5 separate regions of the Homo sapiens genome follow, and all the other regions are linked to region 1. A link is an interaction called in ENCODE POLR2A ChIA-PET data of the cell type or tissue named here. Cell type or tissue: MCF 10A. All regions are shown on one strand. Links, peaks and the distances in the headings refer to the core of each region. The heading gives the core; the rest is flanking DNA. Region 1 holds the start of EPGN (epithelial mitogen). Region 2 holds the start of EREG (epiregulin). Region 3 overlaps MTHFD2L (methylenetetrahydrofolate dehydrogenase (NADP+ dependent) 2 like). Region 4 overlaps MTHFD2L (methylenetetrahydrofolate dehydrogenase (NADP+ dependent) 2 like). Region 5 overlaps MTHFD2L (methylenetetrahydrofolate dehydrogenase (NADP+ dependent) 2 like).

Region 1 (4,458 bases), core at 122-4,121:
CCTGACCTCAGGTGATCTGCCCGCCTTGGCCTCCTAAAGTGCTGGGATTACAGGCACGAGCCACTGTGCCAGGCCAGTATAATATAGTACTGAATATAATAATTATAATAAGGTGTTTCCTCTTTGTTTGAAGGCTTAGAAGACAAATAGTTGGCTAAAAGTTATTCTATAACCCACATTGATTTCGTTTTGCAAATCAACAGATATTCAAAAAATCAAATGGGTAAAATATTTCGAGACAATCATTTAAAATTTTAAATTATTGGTGACATGAAGAACACTGAGATATGACAATCTTCCTTTATTTGCCTGACTCTGAGTGCAAGACATTGTTTCCTCTGTCCTAAATCAAATTGCCAGCCTTCACATAGCAATCAGGATGCGATTTGCAGAAGAATCATAACCACTCAGTCACAGGTCTTGGTAAGCAACAAGCTTTCCAAGTTTCACCTCTAAGAGTTTAAACAGATTAGAGAAAGAACGCTGATGCTCAAGAGCATCCAGAAGCCACTGTGATAATAATTAAGTGCAAAAGAAAATATATCATTACCATCAACAACAAAAATTGGGTACAAGTGGTTAGGAAATACAGCATATGCTAAAATAACAACAAAAACTCCAAAGCAAACAAGAAAAAAAGGTCATTCCAAAGATGAGGGAAAGTGCTGTTCATCTTGTAGCCATAATGTCTTTGGCATCAAAGCTTATAATCACAGATCAAAATATAATGCTGCTCATCAAGAATGCCAAAATGGGGACAAACTGTCTCTGTACACACAGGGGTTATTGGGAACCAAGCAGAAATGAAGCAGAAAATGTGGCCTGTTTCACATTCAAGACAGTAACTGAAGACAGCTTTTGTCTCATTTGCTTAACTTCCTCCTTTTAAAAAGGCAATTATTTCCTGGCACATTTATCTGTCACTTCAATTTAACAGCATCCTGCTAAAAGAGCTGATTATCTAATAATAAAATATATATTAAAAATGGCCAATATTGCTTTTATCACAATCCAAATTTCTCTCCCAAGTTTTAGAAAAGTCTTGTGAAATATGAAAATGGGAAGAAAATACCTTCTGTTTTGTTAACTGTCCAGTTACCTTGCTGGGCTGTGATTGGAGGTGTTACAGTCACGGCTGCCTCTTCGGTCAGTGCTGTCATTGCTGTATTAAGGGGGCAAAAGCATCTTTAACAGAGAGCCTCCTTCTATGTACAAGCAACAGATGGAAAGTATTCTTATTCTGTTTATTCCAATTTCTATTTTTTTAATTTATTACAGTTGAAATCCATAACGTGACTAGGGCAACATACTTACAGTTTCTCATCCATTCCATTGACTATATTAGGATTAAAGCAAATAAAAACCCAATATTTAAGACCATTGATACATTTACATATTAATTAAAAAATAAGAACCCTATAGTATAGTAGCTAAATGTATCAATTACTCTTCAATTGTATAAAGCAAACATTCTGGAGGTCTCAAAAAAGGTGTCAAAATATATTAGGAAAGGAACATACAGGACATAAGAAACTAAATTAATCCACAGATTCATTACTCTGATCTTTGTCATAAAGAACAACTGTTAGAAGCCAACTTCTCTCTAATGCAGAGAAAATAAATTCTATTCACATTTTACACTGATATAAAGTTAACAAAACAAAAGGAAATTACCTACCGTTGAATAAAAGATAGACTGATATTGGAACTCCCAAAGCCATTTCCTGTAGTTGCTTAACTTTCTTTCTCTTATCCTTCTAGACTGACGGGTGGAAGGTTTTTATTGAGCTCTCTGAGTCTTTGTTGCATTTATATTTCATGAAGCGTCATCTGGCAGTTCTTACCAATCAAAAAAATATGTACTTCTGGCAGCAGCAGAAAGCCTCTGGGCGCTCACGCACTTGGTTAGGATACCTGTATTATCTAGCAATGTGATCAAGTTTTCTTTTGAAACACTGGTTTCCTGTTACCTGTGGGCATAATCATGTATGTAAAAGTACTTAAAACAACAAGAACAAAATGTAATTTCAGGAAAGGCTCCCATTGGTGTGAAGAGAACTATACCAGCTCAAACTATGCTAGAAACCTATACGGGAGTTCAACAAACATAACTGCAAATTAGGAAGCAGCATAACCTGTTTCTAAAAGAAATATACCTGAAACTATAGTTGGTTATACCACCTTTTATTACAGACTATAAGTTCCATTTCAAATCAAGATAATTTGTTAATTTAGTTGCAGAGAACAGTTAAATTTGTGAAAACACAGAGGTTTCATATTCCATTTTAGTGTTTGTTTCTTAGTGTTACTATGACAAGTGCTGTAAATAAAATTATTTTTAATAGTATAATATTCACCTTTCTGTCATCCTGCTATTTAACATTTTTCTGAGTAAATGAAATGGGCTGCCATATTCCAGGAACAACAATGCTTAAATCTGCATCCCAATGATTAAGCTACAGAGAACCAGTAAAGTACCAACATAATGATAATAGCAATAATAATAATATTAAAATTCTCCATTAAGAGAAAATTAAGATGACATTTAGTTTGGATACATCCAATGAATAGAAAGTTTCTAAGTTAATACAACATTCAAATTATTTCTCAAGTTCATCTAGTTGTAATTATTAAAGTGGCACTTTAAAGGCCAAAATATGTCATTACAGCTACTATATTTTACAACTACAGAAATTTTCACTTGCCCCAAATTAATATAAATGATTTATAAATATATCTTCCTGAGGCATTGAGTCTTTCTGTCTGGAATTTCAATTCCTTGTATTTTCTTGAAACTTGAAACCTCAAAACCCTAAAAACATATTCAAGTCAAGATAGGTTATCTTTTGCATCATGTCCACTCAGCAAATTAGATTTACCAGAAAGGAGCCCTTTCACTATTCAAATATAAATGTGGTGTTAGAAATCACACAAGAACAAGCTTGTTGAACTCATTATAACTTGGGCAATCACTTGCCACAGGAGTCATCATTTTAAAGTTAAAATAATATAATAGTACTTGGCTCGCTTTAAATGTGTCTACATTTTGCATTTCTACTTTTGTAGGTTTTTAAAAAACTGTTGATTACTAAGTCGATTTCTAGATAATATATTTCCCAGGCAAATAACATTTGAATTATAAATTGAACAATCGTCTTTGCACCATTGCTGAGAATTTAAAAAGAAATCATTTACAAAAGATTAAATAAACCATCACAATTCTTTTTGTAGTTTCTGGAGGGAGATGTTAGGACTCATATTAAATACTTTCTTTTTTTTTTTTTTTGAGATGTTTTCTCACTCTGTCACTCAGGCTGGAGTGCAGTGGTGCGATCTCAGCTCACTGCAAGCTCCTCCTCCTGAGTTCATGCCATTCTCCTGCCTCAGCCTCCCGAGTAGCTGGGACTGCAGGTGCCTGCCACTAGGCGCTGCTAAGTTTTTGTATTTTTAGTAGAGACGGGGTTTCACTGTGTTAGCCAGGATGGTCTCGATCTCCTGACCTCATGATCCACCCACCTTGGCCTCCCAAAGTGCTGGGATTAAATAGTTTATTTCTAAGACTGAGACATCAAAGTACAAAGATTATCTTTGTAAAAACTCTTAACTGTAGCTAGTGCAGTCCTTTGCACTTTACAGGTTTCCCTACACATCTCAATTCTTTCTTCAGTAACCCTGGCCCAAACAAATCCAGTGCCTAACATCTAGTAAATACTCAATGAATCTGTCTTCAGAGAATAAGGAAATAAATAGGCATTATTTCTATTCTCACATGACAAATGACAAATTGAGGCCCAAAAGAATTAAGTGACTTGCCAAAGGACATGCCTAGAGTCAGCACTTCAATCCTGGCCAGGTGCAGTGGCTCATACCTGTAATCTCAGCACTTTCAGAGGCTGAGGGAGGAGGATTGCTTGAACCCAGGAGTTTGAGACCAGCCTGGGCAACAGAGCAAGACCCCGACTCTACAAAAAATAAATTAGCTGGGCATGAGTTACTTGAGAGGCAGAGGTAGGAGGATCACTTGAGCCTGGGAGGTCAAGGCTGCAATGAGCCATGATTACACCATTGCACCCCAGCCTGGGCTACAGACCCTGTCTCAAACAAACAAAACAAAACAAAACGAACAAAAAAAAGGACTTCAATTCTATATTTACAGATTCTAAATCGTATGCTCTTTCCATTTACCTAGCTGTGTTCTCTTGTAGTAGTTGTTGTACTGATCTCAAAAGAATTCCCTCAATTATCTCCTAAAATCAAGCTTTAAATAAATTACCTTTATTAGAAAAAAAACTAAATATTTAATTAACTGTGATTTTCACTCACATCTGTGCTGAGAGATGGAACTGAAGCCTCTCTGGTAAACTGGGCCACTTAATATAGAAACCCATCTTCTGCTTTAGCTTATGGAGTATACCAGAAAGTAACTTTAAGTCATCAAACATGTTGCCTTTCCTCTGG
Region 2 (4,458 bases), core at 349-4,348, 57 kb before region 1:
TCTCACTTTGTCACTATTTTTCTATGTGAACTTGGGTCACAGTTCCCCAATTTATAAAACAAGAGCCTCAATATTAAACAAGTGTAAAATTTAAAAGTAACCAAATGATTGTGCATAGCAATTTAAATCTGTATGTGTTAAGGGTGGAGGCTGGAACTTTATTCCCTAGTCATAACTACATAAAGCAGTTATAACATGTATGCTAAAATTTAAAATAAATGTCTCGCTCTTTTTTGCTGGGGGAAGGACAAGATTTGGGAAAAGTATTTTTAGGAAATATTTTGTTTGGGGGAAAGAAGGCAATTTCAGAAATAACAGGTGGTCTTGCCAAAATAAGGCTATGGGCTCTGCATAACTGAATAGAGTTTAGAGATATAATACAGAACTTGAAACAGGAACTTTCCTAGTGGCAGAGAAATATCCAAACAAACTGGGAAAACAGAAACTGACCTAACTCATTTGGAAATGGGCTTGGCAGCTGACGAAATAGATGAACTATAATTAAGTAATGCAATGAAGGAGGTAAGCACTTTCATGACAACAAACACACACACAACACACACACTAGTGGGTAGTAACCAGGTTATTCACAGGCTCTGGCTGTCTCAAATTAGAATATTCAATGAAACACCCAGAACAGACATGTGCATTGTTCAGATGCAACCTTACATGTGGGGAAAATAATAAGTGCTAAGTTATTCTGACCTCGAGGTTAATTTCTAACTCTAGGAAGACTGTCACCTTTCTAATTTAATTCTTTTCAAAACAAAGACAGCAAAGCCACATTGTTTACTGAGAATCTTCTAGCAAGTCTTTCTTAGCTCAGTTTTGGCAGAAACCACATATCTAGTTTCCACTTGTGTTCCTGGACTTAGACTTGTAAGTTTCAATTATGCATAGTATGCATTTCATTAGGTCTCTCAACCCCTGAGATAAGGTGTGCCAAAATAATAATTTAACAGTCACATCCTTCACAGGTAGAGTTAGAGTGTCTGGGGAATCAGCCTCATTCCAACTCCAGGGAGAATATGAGACTGGTGGTAACTTTTATTTTTTTATTAAGATATTCATATACGACTTCAAACTCTTTCAAATTCCTTAAACTGAAGTTTAAGGAATTGGAAAGAAGTAATTTTTTTTTAACAGAAAGGCTATTTAGAAAATTTTTCCCCTTGAACTAAATCATCTCAAATAGGAAGACTGGCATTTAAATACCCTCAGCGATCACAGGCTATGGAGTGCAATTAGCAGCAAGTGCAGAACGCTTGCTCCAGAGGCTGCTTGGGAGGCTGCAGGGAAAAACGCAAGCAGCAGGTGTAGGGGCGAAGGGCGGTGGGGAGCGCCAGGACCTGCCCAGGGCCCTTCTGCTCCAGATACCCTCGACCAGTGTTTTATTTCTCTTGTGTCTGGAGCTCAGCCAACTGGCACTGGCGCATACCAGCTCCTCCGGGAAAGCTAAACCAGGCTAGGTTTTAGAAAACTGAGCGCAAGACAGAGGAGAAAAGCTTTTTCCCCCCTCCAAAAAATTTCTTACGCTAGTTTCTATTCCCCACTCTCCAACAAAAAGGAACAAGACATGAAATGTTAACAGTGCGTTCCAGGCCTTTAGATTTCTAGGACTGGCAACTTTTCAAAAAAAAAAAAAAAGCTTTTTCAACAACTTTTTATTTTGTTTAATAAGGAGATATTTCAATCCATGCATAACATATATGCCAATAATTAATTCACCAATAAAAAGCATTTTAACATCGATCCCCAGTCCCCCCCACCCCAGTCCCACCATAGGGGAAGACAGACTCACAAAACAAGACGTAATTTTAAATAGAGCACACTTGAACCTGGAGACAACTCCGTACTTGTCGAATGACAAATGCACAGGAGCCTTCCTTATTTGTCTCCTCTTTGGGGCGGCCGGAAGCCAGAGGGGGAGAACTTACCCAGGCAGAGCAGCAGCGCAGGGACCCTGCCGGCACAGAGCATCTCCATCCTCCTCCCCGCGGTCATCGGCGATGGGAGCGGGCGCTGGGGCTTGGCGGAGGGCGGCTGCGGAGAGTGCACGGGCAGGGCGGGAGCAGACGGGCTCGCGGCAGTGGCTGGAGAGCGGCTGTCAGCCTAGAAGGGACCCCACGTTGGCTGTGTCCCTCTGACACTGGAAATATCAGGCAAGTGAGCTCAACTGTCTGGTGCTGCGAACTTTATACTAGGGAGCCCCTCCCGGGCCCTAACGGGGTGAGGTCAAGAGTGCCCAGAGTTTCATAATTGGCCCGAGGGAGGAGCGGCAGGAGGACCGTCAGGAAGTCATCCTCCCTCCCTGGAGCACCTGAGAGTAGTGGTTGAGGAATGAAAAAATGTCTTTCCGATTGGCCGGGGACTACTCCCGAAACTTTTCCATCTCCCTCCGGGAGGTGGGGAGCGTGGACCAGATGGCTTGGTTTGCTTTGTGGGGTCACCTGCCCTGTAGTGGGTGGTTTTGGTTGCTCAGGGTGACGGACATAACTTGAATCAGTCTTTTAGCCAAGGCTGGCGTTCCCCATACATGCCTTTGGAGAGCTGTGCGTGTGACTTACTAACCTCAGCCACGAAAACTCCCTTAACTTGAAGTCTGTCAGTGATTCAAGCGCCCTCCTTGCATTGAAACGCCACCGCCCAGAAAAGCCTTTCCCATCTGCGCCTTCCTTCTGAGACCCCTGCTTCCAATGTGGCTCAGGCATTTATTACCTCAAAGTCGAGTCATTGTGAAGAAAATTCCTGTTATTTTTTTTCCTTCTGTCGTATTTGCCATTTGTCAGGTTGCTGCTTTTGATATGACTTCCTACTAAGTAGTGCCTTAATCCTGTCGCTCCCCTGCACAAAACCTTTCAACGACTTCCTATTGCTTTTTGGACAAGGCCTGCCACAAACGTGAAGCCAATCGGTCTTTTCAACCTCAGCTCCCACTATTTCCCCAGGCAAATTGTCTGACCCCAGCCAGGCTGGAAAACTCTAAGCCTTTCCTCACTCCCACTTTCCTGCCTATGCTGATGGAGTCGTACTTTGAGGCAATGGCTACTTTTTAAAGGAATTAGTGAAATCCTGCTCAAATTCATGGTTCTCCTCAAGGGCCTGGGCTTCTTAGGCTTGTGGATCTCTTTTCATTCTGATCTCTTATAGCTTTTGTCGTTTATCTTCTCCCTAGCCTCATAGAATTCTAGACCCGGTACTTTACACCTGGGAAAGCTACTTTGTATTCCTTGACTTTTTTTTTGTTTGTAAGTCCTATGTTCAGCTCTGTACTGTGTAAATTGTCTTCCTTTTCACTGCACTCCTCTATAGGACCTAAGAACTGTGAGTCAATTCAGCAGTACTGTATGTAAATATACATATTTGAATAGAAAATGGAATCTAATGGATGTTAACTCCTTACCTTTTTATTTCTACTTTTTAAAAAATTATTATTACTATTCCTTTTTTTTTTCTGGCTTTTTTCTCTCATACTCTAAGGCCCTTTAATGTCCAGAATGCTCTTGTTAGAAACAAATACTTCGGCCGGGCGCGGTGGCTCACGCCTGTAATCCCAGCACTTTGGGAGGCCGAGACGAGCGGATCACGAGGTCAGGAGATCGAGACCATCCTGGATAACACAGTGAAACCCCGTCTCTACTAAAAATACAAAAATTAGCCGGGCATGGTGGCGCGCGCCTGTAGTCCCAGCTACACGGGAGGCTGAGGCAGGAGAATGGCGTGAACCCGGGAGGCGGAGCTTGCAGTGAGTCGAGATCGCGCCACTGCACTCCAGCCTGGGCGACAGAGCGAAACTCCGTCTCAAAAAAAAAAAAAAAAGAAACAAATACTTCATCATGTTATCAGGGGTTAAGATTTAAACTGTCTGTGTGTGAATTCCTGGACAAGTTATTTAATCTGTCTCAATTTCCTCATACGTAAAACAGGGATAATAATAGTATCCAGCGCATAGGAAAATAATGAAAGTGCTTAGTAGAGTGCCTAGTACCGAGTTAGTGCTCACTAAAAATACCTACCATTATATGCAAACGTTGATGCTTAAGATGGTGGTACTTGGTAGTTGGTCAATATTTGTAAGTTAAATGAATCAATGAACAGTAGGATAGAGGTAGGCTGGGTTCCTAAGTCTAGCTTCCAAATCTATCAAGAAAGCAGGCATTGAGTGACTTCTCACTTAATAGCTTATTTTGGAAAAGAAGAAATGGAACCAAGGAAAATGATATTAGAAATGGGTTATAGTTTTATGGAGCATTGGTAGAGATCACAAGTTTCATAAATTAGAAAGAGGTAAAGTGACTTTTATGGTTATATAATGGCTTTTGTCCTACAAATTGGATCTGGAAAAAAAAATAGTCCCAGTGTTTTTGAGGAATGGAAGCAGAATTCAAACGAATGGAATGTCAACTGGGAGCATTTTCTATCAGGTACTTGCAAAGAGTGAGAGGAAGAGTTTTTAAT
Region 3 (4,458 bases), core at 323-4,322, 70 kb after region 1:
TTGGGGGTGGTATCTTAGTGACCTACAAGAATGTATGTTACTCTTAGTACACATGGAGGGATTCTCACTCCTTTTGATATGGTGCACCACATTATTTTTAAGTATATCCTGACCAACTACCCTGGGAAGGATGTATATGGTAATGTGGATTTGGGAGTGTATGTGTCTGTGTATTTTACAGAGACAAGGAATCTTTCTGACTTTTGTTAAAATAAATATTAAGCAGGAATTATGAAACACATAATAGAAACTCAACAAAAACATTACTGCAATGCACTTGCCCCTTTTTACAATGTAATATCTGATTCTTATATTGATTATTATCTTCATCTGAAAGGCACATATTAATAAAATTCTAAGTGAATTGCCTGCAATCTGCACACTCAGAGAAAAACTATGAGTTATTTGAATTTGTTCCAACCACAATCATAAAGCCCACACTTCTGCACAGTACTCGTTAATTCTCACATTTTGTAACAAAGGTAAGTCATTTTTAAAATGAGCAATTATGAATTAAACAAAAATAAATGTGGGGGAAATGTGCTTCAGTAAAAGACAGATCCAGAAGCCTTTTTTTTTTTTAAAATTATACTTTAACTTCTAGGGTACATGTGCACAATATGCAGGTTTGTTACATAGGTATACATGGGCCATTTTGGTTTGCTGCACCCATTAACTTGTCATTTATATTAGGTATATATCTCCTAATGCTATCTCTCCCTCTGCCCCCCCAAACTACGACAGGCCTGGGGGTGTGATGTTCCCCACCCTGTGTCCAAGTGTTCTCATTGTTCAGTTCCCACCTATGAGTGAGAACATGCAGTGTTTGGTTTTCTGTCCTTGTGACAGTTTGCTCAGAATGACGGTTTCCAGCTGCATCCATGTCCTTGCAAAGGACATGAACTCATCCTTTTCTGTGGCTGCATAGTATTCCATGGTGTATATGTGCCACATTTTCTTAATCCAGTCTATCACTGATGGACATTGGGGTTGGTTCCAAGTTTTTGCTATTGTGAATAGTGCCACAATGAACATACATGTGCATGTGTCTTTATAGTAGCATGATTTATAAGCCTTTGGGTGTATACCCAGTAATGGGATCGCTGGGTCAAATGGTATTTCTAGTTCTAGATCCTTGAGGAACCACCATACTGTCTTCCACAATGGTTGAACTAGTTTACACTCCCAACAATGTAAACGTGTTCCTATTTCTCCACATCCTCTCCAGCATCTGTTGTTTCCTGACTTTTTAACGATCGCCATTCTAACTGGCGTGAGATGGTATCTCATTGTGGTTTTGATTTGCACTTCTCTGATGACCAATAACGATGAGCATTTTTTCTTGTGTTTGTTGGCTGCATAAATGTCTTCTTTTGAGAACTGTCTGTTCATATCCTTTGCCCACTTTTTGATGGGGTTGTTTTTTTCTTGTAACTTTGTTTAAGTTTCTTGTAGATTCTGGATATTAGCCCTTTGTCAGATGGGTAGATTGCAAAAATTTTCTCCCATTCTGTAGGTTGCCTGTTCATTCTGATGACAGTGTCTTTCGCTGTGCAGAAGCTCTTTAATTAGATCCCATTTGTCTCTTTTGGCTTTTGTTGCCATTGCTTTTGATGTTTTAGTCATGAAGTCCTTGCCCATGCCTATGTCCTGAATGGTATTGCCTAGGTTTTCTTCTAGGGTTTTTATGGTTTCAGTCTAACATTTATGTCTTTAACTACATAAATGAGTAAAAAGAAAGGACTTTCATAGAAAGTTGCCTTAGAACGCACCACAGATATATACCAATACACATTCCTTCCTTCTCAGAACTGCTCTATTTCAGAACCAAAGCCACACCTAAAGCAGGTAACCAGGTGCTCCGTCAGAGTCTCCATAGTACATTTCAAACACCACCTCTGTATGGATTATTACATAAGCACTGACATGTAACATTTTGATCACTACATTTTTTAAATATCAATTTTCCTAGGTATTAATTAGATATGCTGATGCTATTAAAATGACACAATTAATAATGACTATAGATCTAATAAAATTGTTTCACTTTCTGATAGTCAACACATTGTCTGCAACAGACATTCAGTAACACCATGCTCTGAATACACCATTGGAATGACGACTTCACCTACAGAAAGGCTTATATTCCTACCCACAGTAGAAAGTAAAGCAATGGTATTTTCTAGTTTTTTCATTGAAGACAGTAATTTCTCAGTTAATTCTTTGCCTCTCCCCTACCTTTTTTTGAACTCTGCAGGTGCAAGCTCTGAGTCAGTGGTGCTGATGCAATGCCATATTAAGCTTTCATGAAGTGGAACAGTCCCAAACAAGGTATGAAAGAGAATCTAAGGCTGAATGAGTCCTGAAAGGATCATCTTCCCCTATGAAGAGCTTCCTTACCTTCTAGGAAAAAAGCTTAAACCAAGATCAAGATAAGCACTTGACTTCTTCTTTTTTTTCAGACAGAGTCTGTCTCTGTCACCCAGGCAGGAGTGCAGTGATGCGATCTCAGCTCACTGCCACAGCCTCTAAAGTAGCTGAGATTACAGGTGTGCACCACCACGCCCAGCTAATTTTTGTATTTTTAGTGAAGACTGGGTTTTACCATGTTGGTCAGGCTGGTGTTGAACTCCTGACCTCAAATGATCTGCCCACCTTGGCCTCCCAAAGTGTTGGGATTATAGGCTTGAGCCACCGTGCCTAACCGGTTAAGCACTTGACTTCTAAAGAAAGGAATTCATTCATTGAACAGGGAGTTTTCTAGTCCTAAAAGCAAGGTTCTTCACCAGGTACAAGAAACACAAATATAAATAAGACATGGTCCTGGCTGCTGGAGGTCACAGAACAGTGGATTTCACTCCAGTGCTGTCCCACTATAATTCTTACTATTCCCTACTCATCACATATGTCATGTAGATCCTTTCTTTGTATTTCCTTTCTCCTTCTCCTCTTTATTATTTTGTTATACTTCACAATATGATTGAGAGAGGACTTTTATCCTTTATACGAAAGCACCCTTGTCATCCCATGTTACCACAACATATTTAAATTTTACAAAATGTAAAGGCATATTTTATGCCTGATATGGGTGTTATTAAACCACTTTTTTACAACTATAAAGTACAACTTCATATAATCCCATAAAAGTAAGGTTTATTTAAAAAAAAACCTAAAAAGAGATAAATCCACTGAAAGTATAGTGGGGAAAAATGCCTTATACCTCCTCCTCAGTGTAACTTCAGATAGCATTTATTGGAGTCTCTTGATGAAGTGAGTGATAATATTCATGGGACATATCCAAAAAGGCACATAAAAGTTAAAATATGATTTTTAATCATCTACTGACACACTAGGAAAAATATATGTGCGTTACGCACCACTCTCTATTAGATATGTGAAGCCTATCCTGTTTTTCATGCAGAGATAATCATTTACTGGCATGACTGAGCTAGAGACAGAAAGCTTTCAATCCATACTAGCAATGTAGACCCTGGCGTGTCATAAGTTGCCTTGACCTGAGCCCCAGGGAAGTTGAATGGATACCACAAGTGTGAAGGAATAAAGGACAAGGTGAGACCATAGAGAATACACTGGATGGCTAGAAAAAACTAGCGAGCACATCCATTGCATGTAGAACTTTCGTTTTCAGGTCCTAGTTTTTAAAGAATAACAGTGAATAAGTCAATAGATGTTTCAAGCAAAATTTAGGCAATCTAGTTTAGAAATCAAAAAATCAAGCCATAAGGAATTGAGAAAACAATTTATTTGTGTTTTAGAAAGCATTAACATAATCAAATAATGGACATGGGAAATCCAGAGTTACTAAAACCAGGCTGTTGGTCACAGAAAAAAGTGCTGTGAAGATATAATAGGCTGTGAGCAATAAAACTGTAAAAATCAGATCAAGCTGGTAACCTGGACAAGTCAGATAATAGAAATTAACTGAGCATTAGATGGTCACAATAAATCCAGTATGCAAAGACTACAAATGCAAGCAAAAACAAAAAATTCTGCCTGCTGGGAACATTTATTAAAGAAGTTTACATTACATTAAAGAAGTTTAAATTTAATCTTTTACATGTAAAAAATTAAACATTTATGAAGTAAAGTCCATCATTTTATTTTTAGGACACAATTTTGTCTCCACTATATGGCACATTTTGGTTTATCAAATACATTCTCTCATGTTACTCAAACAATGCTTTCAAGCCGATAAAGGTCGGGGTAACAAAAGAACAACAGGTATGAAACAACAAAGCTTCATAAAAATACCAGTTTTTTTCTTATACGATCAATTGAAGTAGATGCTGGAATAAGAATAGGCTATCTTTCATTGGCACTAGGTATACAGAAGCAAGAAGGCAATGTTATAGAAGTAACCATATCAACCAACACACTTCAAAGATGTCTGAAATAGAAATTCAGTCCATGCACTATAAACAGACTTATTCTAGATGG
Region 4 (4,458 bases), core at 354-4,353, 89 kb after region 1:
CCCTTCTATTGGAAGTTTTTAAAAATTCTTTTAAATAATTCTTGGGTCAAAATAAAACAAAACAACATTGCAAAATTTTTAGAAAGATTTATAATGAAAACACTTCATATTAGATCCTATAAAATAAATATAAAGCAATGTTAAAAAAATTGTGGACAAATTATTATATCAATAAAACAGAAATAAGAAAATGAATCATTTAACTGTAGAAATTGAACAATAAACAAATGAAACTAGAAAAAAAACCATAAAAGTTAAAATGTACTTGATAAATCTGAAAAACCAGACTACAATAAGAAACATTGAGATAATTCAATAAATTAATCAAGTAAAAATAAAATATACAGATGTAAATAGCTTTCATATATAACATCTTAGAAAATACATTGTAAGAAGAGGCCCCATTATAATAGCAGTACAAAAGATAAAATACTTAAAATAAGCATAACAAAAAATGTGCAAAATCTATGTAGTAAAAGAAAATCTCCAGAATAACACCAAAAGATATAAATAAGACCAAGAAACTAGAAAGATAAACTATGCCCTTGGATAGGAATGTTTAATATCATAAAGATTAGAATTCCACCTATATTCATTAAAAATATAATCAAAGTCCAATAAAAATGAACTTTTTGGAAGTATGTAATTTGATACTAAGGTTAATATAGAAAAATCAAAGATAATTAGGAAAACTTTGAAAAGGAAGAACAATGAGAGGCAACTAGCAGCCTTTTTTATTTTAGTTGGTACCACCTTCTGCCCAGTTATTTACAGTAAAAGTCTAAAAGTCTCCCTTGGTTATTCTCTTTCTTTCACTCACTATAAACCCTCAAGAATGTTGAGTATATATTTATAACCATCCCAAGGTTATCAAAATTATAAAGCACCCACCCATCTCTGTTTTAGTCCTGGCCTCCTACATTTGAAAATGTTCCTTAATACCTTAACAACCCACTCAAGTGTTCTCTGATTCCAAATGAGAGCCTCCCAAATCCCTACCAAAAAAAAAAATCAAAACCAAAATGAAACTGAAACTTCCCATTTCCATCAGTACTGATTATTTCATCAAGAATTTGACAGAGACATGAAATCCAGTGATTTGTACACACATATAAGTAACAATCTGTAAAGTTGCAGGCAAAAGAAAAGTATATCAGGATAAATTTCAATCTGCGTGGAAAACCCTTGTAGGTAATTTCACTCCTTTTTCAATACTATCAGGTTAACTTGATATTCCTCAGTCAGTTTGGTTGTTGATGTCCGTAGAAACTATCCAAGTCATATTTGAACTTGATTGATCAGAGTTTATGACTATACCAATATTAACCATGGAAAGGCATTCAGCCTGTTATTCGGAAGACCTGATGTTGAAGAGAGGTGAACCAAACAGCTAAAAGCAAATGTGTTCAAATAATGCCTCAGACTCTTCTGACCTTTGCTGGTGAGCACCTGGATGCCTGTTCCTGGTCCTGACACCTAGCTTTCCTCTTAAACCTATTCTTATTTAACTCATCTTCCTTGGCATGTGAAAATTCTTGTCATTCCTATATTCAATTCTTATCGTCCATTAATTGTCTTCAACTAATCCTCTGGCTTGCTGCACCTAATTTTTTTCTGTCTTCTCAGCTTTTTCCAAAGGGCAGCTAGTACTAGCAAGTCGCAGCAGGTACTCAAGAGTGATGCATATCTCTGACCTTCAGATGACTTTTTCCCACACTCACAGTTGTATCCTTCTAGAGTGCATATGAGAACACTGTGGGCTAGGGCCTCATTTTCTATCACACAGAACTAGATAAGCAGAGTCTATAAGTAACTATTTTGTGCCTAGTGTTTTATAATATGTTTCTAAGACATAGGAAGAATAAAATACAGTTGTCCCTCAGTATCTGTCAGTATCTGGGAGGGACTGGTTCCAGGGCACCTGCCGCACTGGCAGATACTAAAATCCACAAATGCTCGAGTTTCTGATATAAAATAATATAGTATTTGCATATAACCTATGCATATACTCCTACACACTTTAAATCATCTTTAGATTACTTATTACTTAGGTATTATAAGTAATACCTAATACAATGTAAATGCTATGTAAATAGTTTTATACTATTTTTATATTATTTTTGTTGTTATTTATATTTTTTCTAATATTTTTAATCATAGATAGTTGAATCCACAGATGTGGAACCCACAGATACAGAGGGCTTCTGTACTTAGACTCTATCTTCTAGAATCTTAGAGTTTTCTTAGAAATCAGTAATTAATAGGTAGACAAGATATGTTTTTTATTGTGTAAAAATCTAGATTCAACCAAGAATTATCAACTAGGACCCACCTGAGCAGTTTTCTAACTAGCAAACAGTTGTTAGTCATTAGCACAGAATGCCAATTTGAAGCAAATAATATTTGCTATTTATAAAAAAACAAAGCTAGAACAAACAGCACAATGTGCTTCATTTGTTAGTATCATTTTTTTGGTGGTGGGGGGGGGGCTTGAAATTACCTTAATGAGGAATTCACTGTTCTTGGACATTTCCGGGCCATTCCCTACCTTCATTTATTCAATAATCAATAAATGATCCTATAAATCCCTTAAACAGGATTCTCTGGTTGTGTCTTGGCCGCGCCCTTGCAAAACTTGCATATACTTTTTCAGTGGCTCTCTAGCCTCACTCTGAGCAGAATGAAATAGTTATTTGCTGAGTAAGCTAAAAAACCAGACCCTATGGAATGTTCCCGGTAAGACTGGCAATGAGTAGCACTGTCCATGTGCCAGCTTTCAACTCTGGATTCTGTGTCTTTTACTCCTATAGTAAGATGTTTTCCTATGCAACTCTACAGCCATCACTGAAAACATGATTCTTCTGTTTTACTTATAGAAAGATTTCACAAGCATTCTAACTATTGTCTCTGGAAAATAATTCATTTTATTGAAGAATAAAGAACTAAAAATCATGACTAAAAAAAAAATGTATAGAAAACATACCAGAATCATGCTAGGCAATGAGAATACACAATTCTCTATTCTCATATGGAAAGCAGGTACACAAATAAGAATCACAATACAGTGTGCTAGGTTCCATGTTAGAAGGAGGTAGAAGTTACAGTGTTGTCAAGAGCATCATTATTTACTCCATCTGAGAAGGGCATGGGGCAGGTGAAGGTGTCAGGGAAGACAGATTGTTAATGTGAGTACAAATTTCTTTCACTTCTGCTTCAATTCCCCTTTAAATATGCTTTTTGTATCCTTTCCCACTGATAAACCACTTTCCAAAAAAATATGAGGAGAGCATATTACTTAGTCTTGACTGTAAGAAATTTCATGATAAGAGCTAAAGTCTACCTTTTTGCTGCTTCTACCATGATTCTAGATCTGTCTTCAACAGAAACACAAAATAAGTCTCAACTTCCTTTCCCATGAGGCAAATCTTCAAACATCTGCCTGATCCTGAATCAGCAGGTAAAGCAAAATGGCAAACCAATCTGAGCTAGAACCTCACATATAGAGTTTTGCTTTGTCACTTTCTCGGGATACGGAAAATCTGAGTCATTCCCAATATATTAGTTCATGTCACGGTGTGGTTTAAAGGAGAAATCACTGAGAGAAAATCACAGGAAGGAAAACTCAGTAATCATGCACAGAACAGCAATGGAAAAAAAGAAGCCTGAGATCTCTTTTAGACAAATGAAGCCAAAAGATTCTAGATTTGAATATTTCTTTATCTCTGCAAGCTACTATTGCATCTTTAAGCAATGAATACATAAATTATAAAAACAAACTAAAAATAACCTTTCTACAGAGAAACTCTATAGACACTAAATGCAATTTTGGTAAGGTGGTCAGGGGCAACCCTAGGTAACATTTGGACAAAAACCTGAAGGAAGTGAGGAAATACATTATGTAAGTAACTTGAGGAAAAAAAGCATTTCAGGAAGAAAGGAAACCAGGTGAAAAGACACTGAGAAATAAGCACATAAGACATATTCCAGGAAAGCAGATATGGCTAGGGCAGGGGTCAGTGATGGGGCATGAGAATGGTAGGAAGTGAGTTAGGAGATACAGCCCAGGGACAGATCATATAAGGTCTTGCATATCGTGGTAAGGAACCTGGATGTTATTCTGGTGTCATGTTGTCATGGGTGTTACAGGAAGACATGGGTGATCAAGACCTATGATGTGGAAAACAGACTGTGAATGAAAGATGGGACAAGGGTGGATGCAGGGAAACTAGTTCATAAATATTTCAGTGTTCCAAGTGAGAAATAGAAGTTGTCTTAACTAGGATCTTATTAGTCCAGGTGGTGATATCATAGGCATATTTTACACAGATTGCTAATATTAGACAAAGGATGTAAGAGAAAGAGAGAAGTCAAGGATTGACTGATCAATCAGAAAAACTGATGGTACCACTCAACTAAGATGGGGAAAACTAAGGGGAGTAAAATTAGGAGTGAAGGTTT
Region 5 (4,458 bases), core at 270-4,269, 80 kb after region 1:
TCTTAGAATTGATACTGGCTAGCTTTCCCTTCTTTATCAGTAGCTTGTGCAAAGCTGATTTAGCCTTTCCCTAAACTGCTCCTCCCCTTTCAACCATCCAGTACTCTTACTGTTCTTTAGATGTAATAGTCTCCTTACTCTTTCTTCACCTTTCCCATAATTTCTTTTTTTCTTTTTTCTTTTTTTTTTTTTTCTGAGACAGAGTCTTGCTCTGTTGCCCAGGCTGGAGTGCAGTGGTGTGATCTCGGCTCACTGCAACCTCCGCCTCCCGGGTTCAAGTGATTCTCCTGCCTCAGCCTCTTGAGTAGCTGGGATTACAGGCACCCACCACCACACCTGGCTAATTTTTGTATTTTTAGTAGAGACAGGGTTTCACCATGTTGGACAGGCTGGTCTCAAACTCCTGACCACAGGTGATCCACCCACCTGAGCCTCCCAAAGTGCTAGGATTACAGATGTAAGCCACTGCACCCGGCCACCTTTCCCATCATTTCTTAATCTTAACATTTACACCTAAATCACTCCATTCATACACTTAATGACATGAACTACTCTTTCATGAATAAATATTTCACTTTTTATTGCTTTAGCAACTACTTTATGATGACAAACTGGAATAATTTGGTAGTTCCCAAAAATAATGCTACAGTGTGTAAATCCAACAACTAGAATAATTCCATCTTAAAAAATTAGATTATATCGGCTAAATATGTATCAATTTGAAAAAGTTCTTATTGTAGTTATAATCTCAAAATCAACACAGCTCACATTTACTGGGCAACCACTATGTGTTAGATATTGTTCTAAGCACTTACCTAGCAAGCTTAAAAAAAAATACCACGCCTTTACCTGCTGTAGTCTAATGAAGATAACAACTATAAACAGGTACTATGTGCTATAACCATGGTACATTAAAGTACTCTAGAAACTTGTTAACTCTCTCTGTGAACTCAGAGATTTGGCTTTGAGTAGGGACTTGAAGCTACTTACTTCTAATTGCATAGTGTGACAGGGTCTGATTCTGCAGATCTAAGCTTCTAACTGAGTCTAAATCTCAATTTTGGGGGCAATTTTAAAAAGGTGAGTGATATATAAGCCAGTAGGAGTAGTACTATGAGAAACTGGAGGGATGACATTAATATTAAATAAGCTAATATTCATGTCTCAGGATCTTCACACAGGATTTCCTCTTTTACTTTCTTCAAGCTTGTGTCAAGATTTCATTACCACATTCTTCACTCTCATCTCTCAGACATTATCATTCTTTCTGATATATATCACGCAATCCTCCTCCTTCTACCCTGAGTTCTCCTAGATGAGGTTGTTTCCATATATGCTGACATTCTCATTATGACAGTGATCTAGCCCTCCCCGTTCTGGCTACCTCTGCCATTAGATCACTATTTCCTTTAAATACCCACTGCTATTTGTATTTGTTTAGTTCCCACACACAATGCATGATATGGTCATTCTGGCAATACTTTATTCCTATTGTCTGGTTATATGGGATTTATTTTTTATATTCACTCACATTCTTTCTATAATTTATAAATGCCTACATGTTTTATCCCTAACTTCTCCAGGTGATTATTAATTAACTGGAAATGTAGCAATCTTTAGTTGTTTCTTATAAATTCTCAATTTTCTTCCCCTAAATTTCCCATTGGCTAAATATTTATTTCTTCAAGAAGACTGCAGAACTACATACAAATCTGTCTTCTACATTCAACATACTTTTGTATTTAGTAAGAGGCATTAAAGGTGAAATAAAAAAGCAAGGAACAGGACTTCTTCCCACTGTCTTTGTTTAAAATGTCTTCTAACTAGTATTAGCATGGTGTATGGCCAACTTGGCTACATCTGAAGTAGCTGCTCACCTGACTGGCGCCCTCTGGTGGTAAGAAAATACCCTCAGCGGGATGCTTGTGGGACAGCCTCAACACCCACCACACCTAAAGCTTGAGTACCTCCTGGCTCCTGTCTTGTTTATTTTATATAGGCTTGAGTCTTCCTTGTCCTTCTGTTCCTTTATTTTCCTTTTCTTTTTCTTTTCCTGTCTTCTTTTTAAATATCTGTACTCAAGGCTGATTTAGGCCTTTACAAAGAAAGCTAGAGAGGATAAACTCAAGGAGGACAACAGTGTTGGCATTATGGCATAAGCTTTGACTTAGTTACAAGAGAATATCAGTGTTTCTTGCAAGTGGATTGTGATCACCCATGTGCCATTTGTCATAATAATAAAACAAACCACGAGTAGGAAGGCATGATGAGAGATTTTCCTCCACTAGAATAAAATACTCATTCAATATAATATTTGATAAATGTTATCTAAGGACAATAGTCAAATATTCTGTACAAGCTGTTAACATTAGTCAAATAATACCTTTTAAGGATAATGTAAACTTCATTCTTCCTAAGGTTAGAAACGGACAAAGATGAGCATTCAAATTCCTCTTTATTCAACAAATTCTGTGTCTTGTGTGTGAACAGAAGTGTCTCTAAAAAGAAGTCAGTATAATACTTATCTGCCATGAAGGTATCAGTGGCTGAAGCAGTATTTCACTTAATGCTGATCTGTGGTCTGAAAAAGTTTACTAACTCTCTAAACATGCCTGACTTCTGTCAATGCAGTTCAAAAATTTGCATTTGATATCACCCAAATGTAATTTTTTGGAAAAACAGGCAATGTGGTATGGTTATCTGTACCAGCTTACTGATTTTTTTTCTGGGAAAAAGAACATTTCTATTTTTACTCTATGAGGAGCCAACTACTGTTCCTGCAGTCATGTATATGTTCTAGGTTCCAGAAAAGGGCCTATAGAAGAATCAGATATTTTATTAAATTTGATTGAAACTATGTGTTCAAATACAAAACAAATTAGAGCAAAATCTAGACCCATTAAATGAAATTGCAATACCTCTCCTCTCTGTTTCTACTTTTACACCTCTAAAGTCAGTTTTTGACACAACTGCAGACATGAGGTCTGATATGTTTTTAAAGGTGTGATCAGTCCTTTAAAACCTAAGTCAGACCATGTTGATCTGCTGTCAGCCATTCTTGGCTTATATCAAAATCCTAACCATGGCCGACAACGTCCTTCATGAGTTAACCCTGGCTACCTTCCCAACAACATTTCTTACTAGTATCCTCATAATTTATTAATATTTTATTAAAATCAGAGTAATATAATAAGCCGTCAAAGACCTGTGTTCTGGAATACATCAAGCATGCTCCTGCCTAAGGACTTTGGTATCTGCTGTTTCCTCTGCTCGGGATGCTCTTCCCCCAGGAATGGTTCTTGATTTGTGCCTTTACTTCATACAGATCTGCTTCTGTCGGTATCTCCATGGGAAACAGAATCCACCCCATATAGTAATGAAATAATTTTTACAGCGATATATTCAGGCTAAGATAAAAACAAAAGCTGTTGCAGCTCTTAGAGATTAGAAACTGGAGGAAGCTTGTACCATTCCTAGGTCTGTAGGGGTGAGGAAATGGTGTTACTGCAGCCCAGTGAGAGCCTTAGCTGTCGGGGAAAGGATGCTGAGCAAAAGCTATCGATGCAGGAGGAAGAGAAAGACAGTAGAAGTGGAAAAGAGTAGAGAAGAAACACCATGACTTGACATTTCTCTTCTTCTCCTTCAGATATCCTACTAGTGCCAAACCTTGCTGGGAGCCAGTGTCAGAGGAACACAGGTGAGGCCATCTTCATTAGTCAGCCTCTCAGGGCCAGACCAGGGCAGGGAAGGGCAGACACTGGGGCTGGTGGACAAATGGAGAATGGCCAGGACAAGAACTCTACTCAAAAGGTCACCTCCCAAGAAAGATCTTCACCAATCAATCAATCTAAAACAGTATCCCCAAAACACTATTCCTTCATCCAGTTTCATTATAGCACTTATCATTATCTGGCATTATATTTTACTGTTTATTTGCTCTCTCTCCCACTAAGATGTAAGTTCTACGAGGGCTGGCATTTCATCATTTGTATCCATTGCTGTATTCCTAAAATTTAAAACAGATACTGCTGCATAGGAAGGGTCCAATATTTATTGAATAAATAATATTCAATTGAATGAATTTAGTATTCAATTGAATGAATTTAGTACTATCTTTGCTATTCAAAAGTACACGTTTAATTAAAATCAGAGTAAATGATAAACTCTCAAATATCTGTAAGTGAATTATCCATACACAAGCCCCATATTCCAGCCTTTTCTATGTTCTAAAATATCTTTCTTGTTAACTTACCCTGTAGGAAAACACAAACAAATTTAAAGAAATTTAATCTTATGAAATATAATAAGTATACATATACATATATTCCATAAAGCTTTCTTTTGTATATTAAAATAGAGAATTAAAGAGTCTCATCATTGAAGGAAGTATTAAAACACAATGAACCCAACCTAGTACTCAGTAGACAGACATTCTCTGCAATGGTCCTTTAAATGGTA

The links. ChIA-PET counts read pairs that join two places held together with the same protein. Peaks named below come from ENCODE experiments on the same cell type or tissue, not always from the same donor. Only the 100,000 strongest peaks of a DNase experiment are listed, where the experiment ranks them.
Region 2: POLR2A ChIA-PET joins it to region 1 with 18 read pairs; 3 of 35 experiments call an interaction of 5 or more read pairs at or near these places.
Region 3: POLR2A ChIA-PET joins it to region 1 with 11 read pairs; 5 of 35 experiments call an interaction of 5 or more read pairs at or near these places.
Region 4: POLR2A ChIA-PET joins it to region 1 with 10 read pairs; 6 of 35 experiments call an interaction of 5 or more read pairs at or near these places.
Region 5: POLR2A ChIA-PET joins it to region 1 with 83 read pairs; 6 of 35 experiments call an interaction of 5 or more read pairs at or near these places.

What each region holds. Positions count from the first base shown.
Region 1 is chr4:74,305,797-74,310,254 of GRCh38, reverse strand. EPGN (epithelial mitogen) reads right to left here and starts at 1,785. Exons shown (of 5, transcript NM_001270989.2): 1 at 1,679-1,785; 2 at 1,073-1,162. The coding sequence starts at 1,721. All of the region lies in intron 2 of LOC105377276 (a long non-coding RNA gene), which reads left to right. In MCF 10A, for the core only: a CTCF peak has its summit at 3,438; a DNase peak (open chromatin) is centred at 1,854.
Region 2 is chr4:74,362,855-74,367,312 of GRCh38, reverse strand. EREG (epiregulin) reads right to left here and starts at 2,168. Exons shown (of 5, transcript NM_001432.3): 1 at 1,938-2,168. The coding sequence starts at 2,004. It overlaps LOC105377276 (a long non-coding RNA gene), which reads left to right and starts at 1,972. Exons shown (of 3, transcript NR_188415.1): 1 at 1,972-2,162. In MCF 10A, for the core only: no CTCF peak of the experiment used is centred there; a DNase peak (open chromatin) is centred at 2,332.
Region 3 is chr4:74,235,615-74,240,072 of GRCh38, reverse strand. All of the region lies in intron 6 of MTHFD2L (methylenetetrahydrofolate dehydrogenase (NADP+ dependent) 2 like), which reads right to left. Among named protein-coding and RNA genes, the nearest start is that of EPGN, 71 kb to the left of the region's middle. In MCF 10A, for the core only: no CTCF peak of the experiment used is centred there; a DNase peak (open chromatin) is centred at 2,292.
Region 4 is chr4:74,216,646-74,221,103 of GRCh38, reverse strand. The region is part of intron 5 of MTHFD2L (methylenetetrahydrofolate dehydrogenase (NADP+ dependent) 2 like); the gene reads right to left. Among named protein-coding and RNA genes, the nearest start is that of MTHFD2L, 61 kb to the right of the region's middle. In MCF 10A, for the core only: no CTCF peak of the experiment used is centred there; no DNase peak of the experiment used is centred there.
Region 5 is chr4:74,226,327-74,230,784 of GRCh38, reverse strand. The region is part of intron 6 of MTHFD2L (methylenetetrahydrofolate dehydrogenase (NADP+ dependent) 2 like); the gene reads right to left. Among named protein-coding and RNA genes, the nearest start is that of MTHFD2L, 70 kb to the right of the region's middle. RefSeq lists a silencer at 1,918-1,987. In MCF 10A, for the core only: a CTCF peak has its summit at 1,915 (motif pointing left); a DNase peak (open chromatin) is centred at 1,894.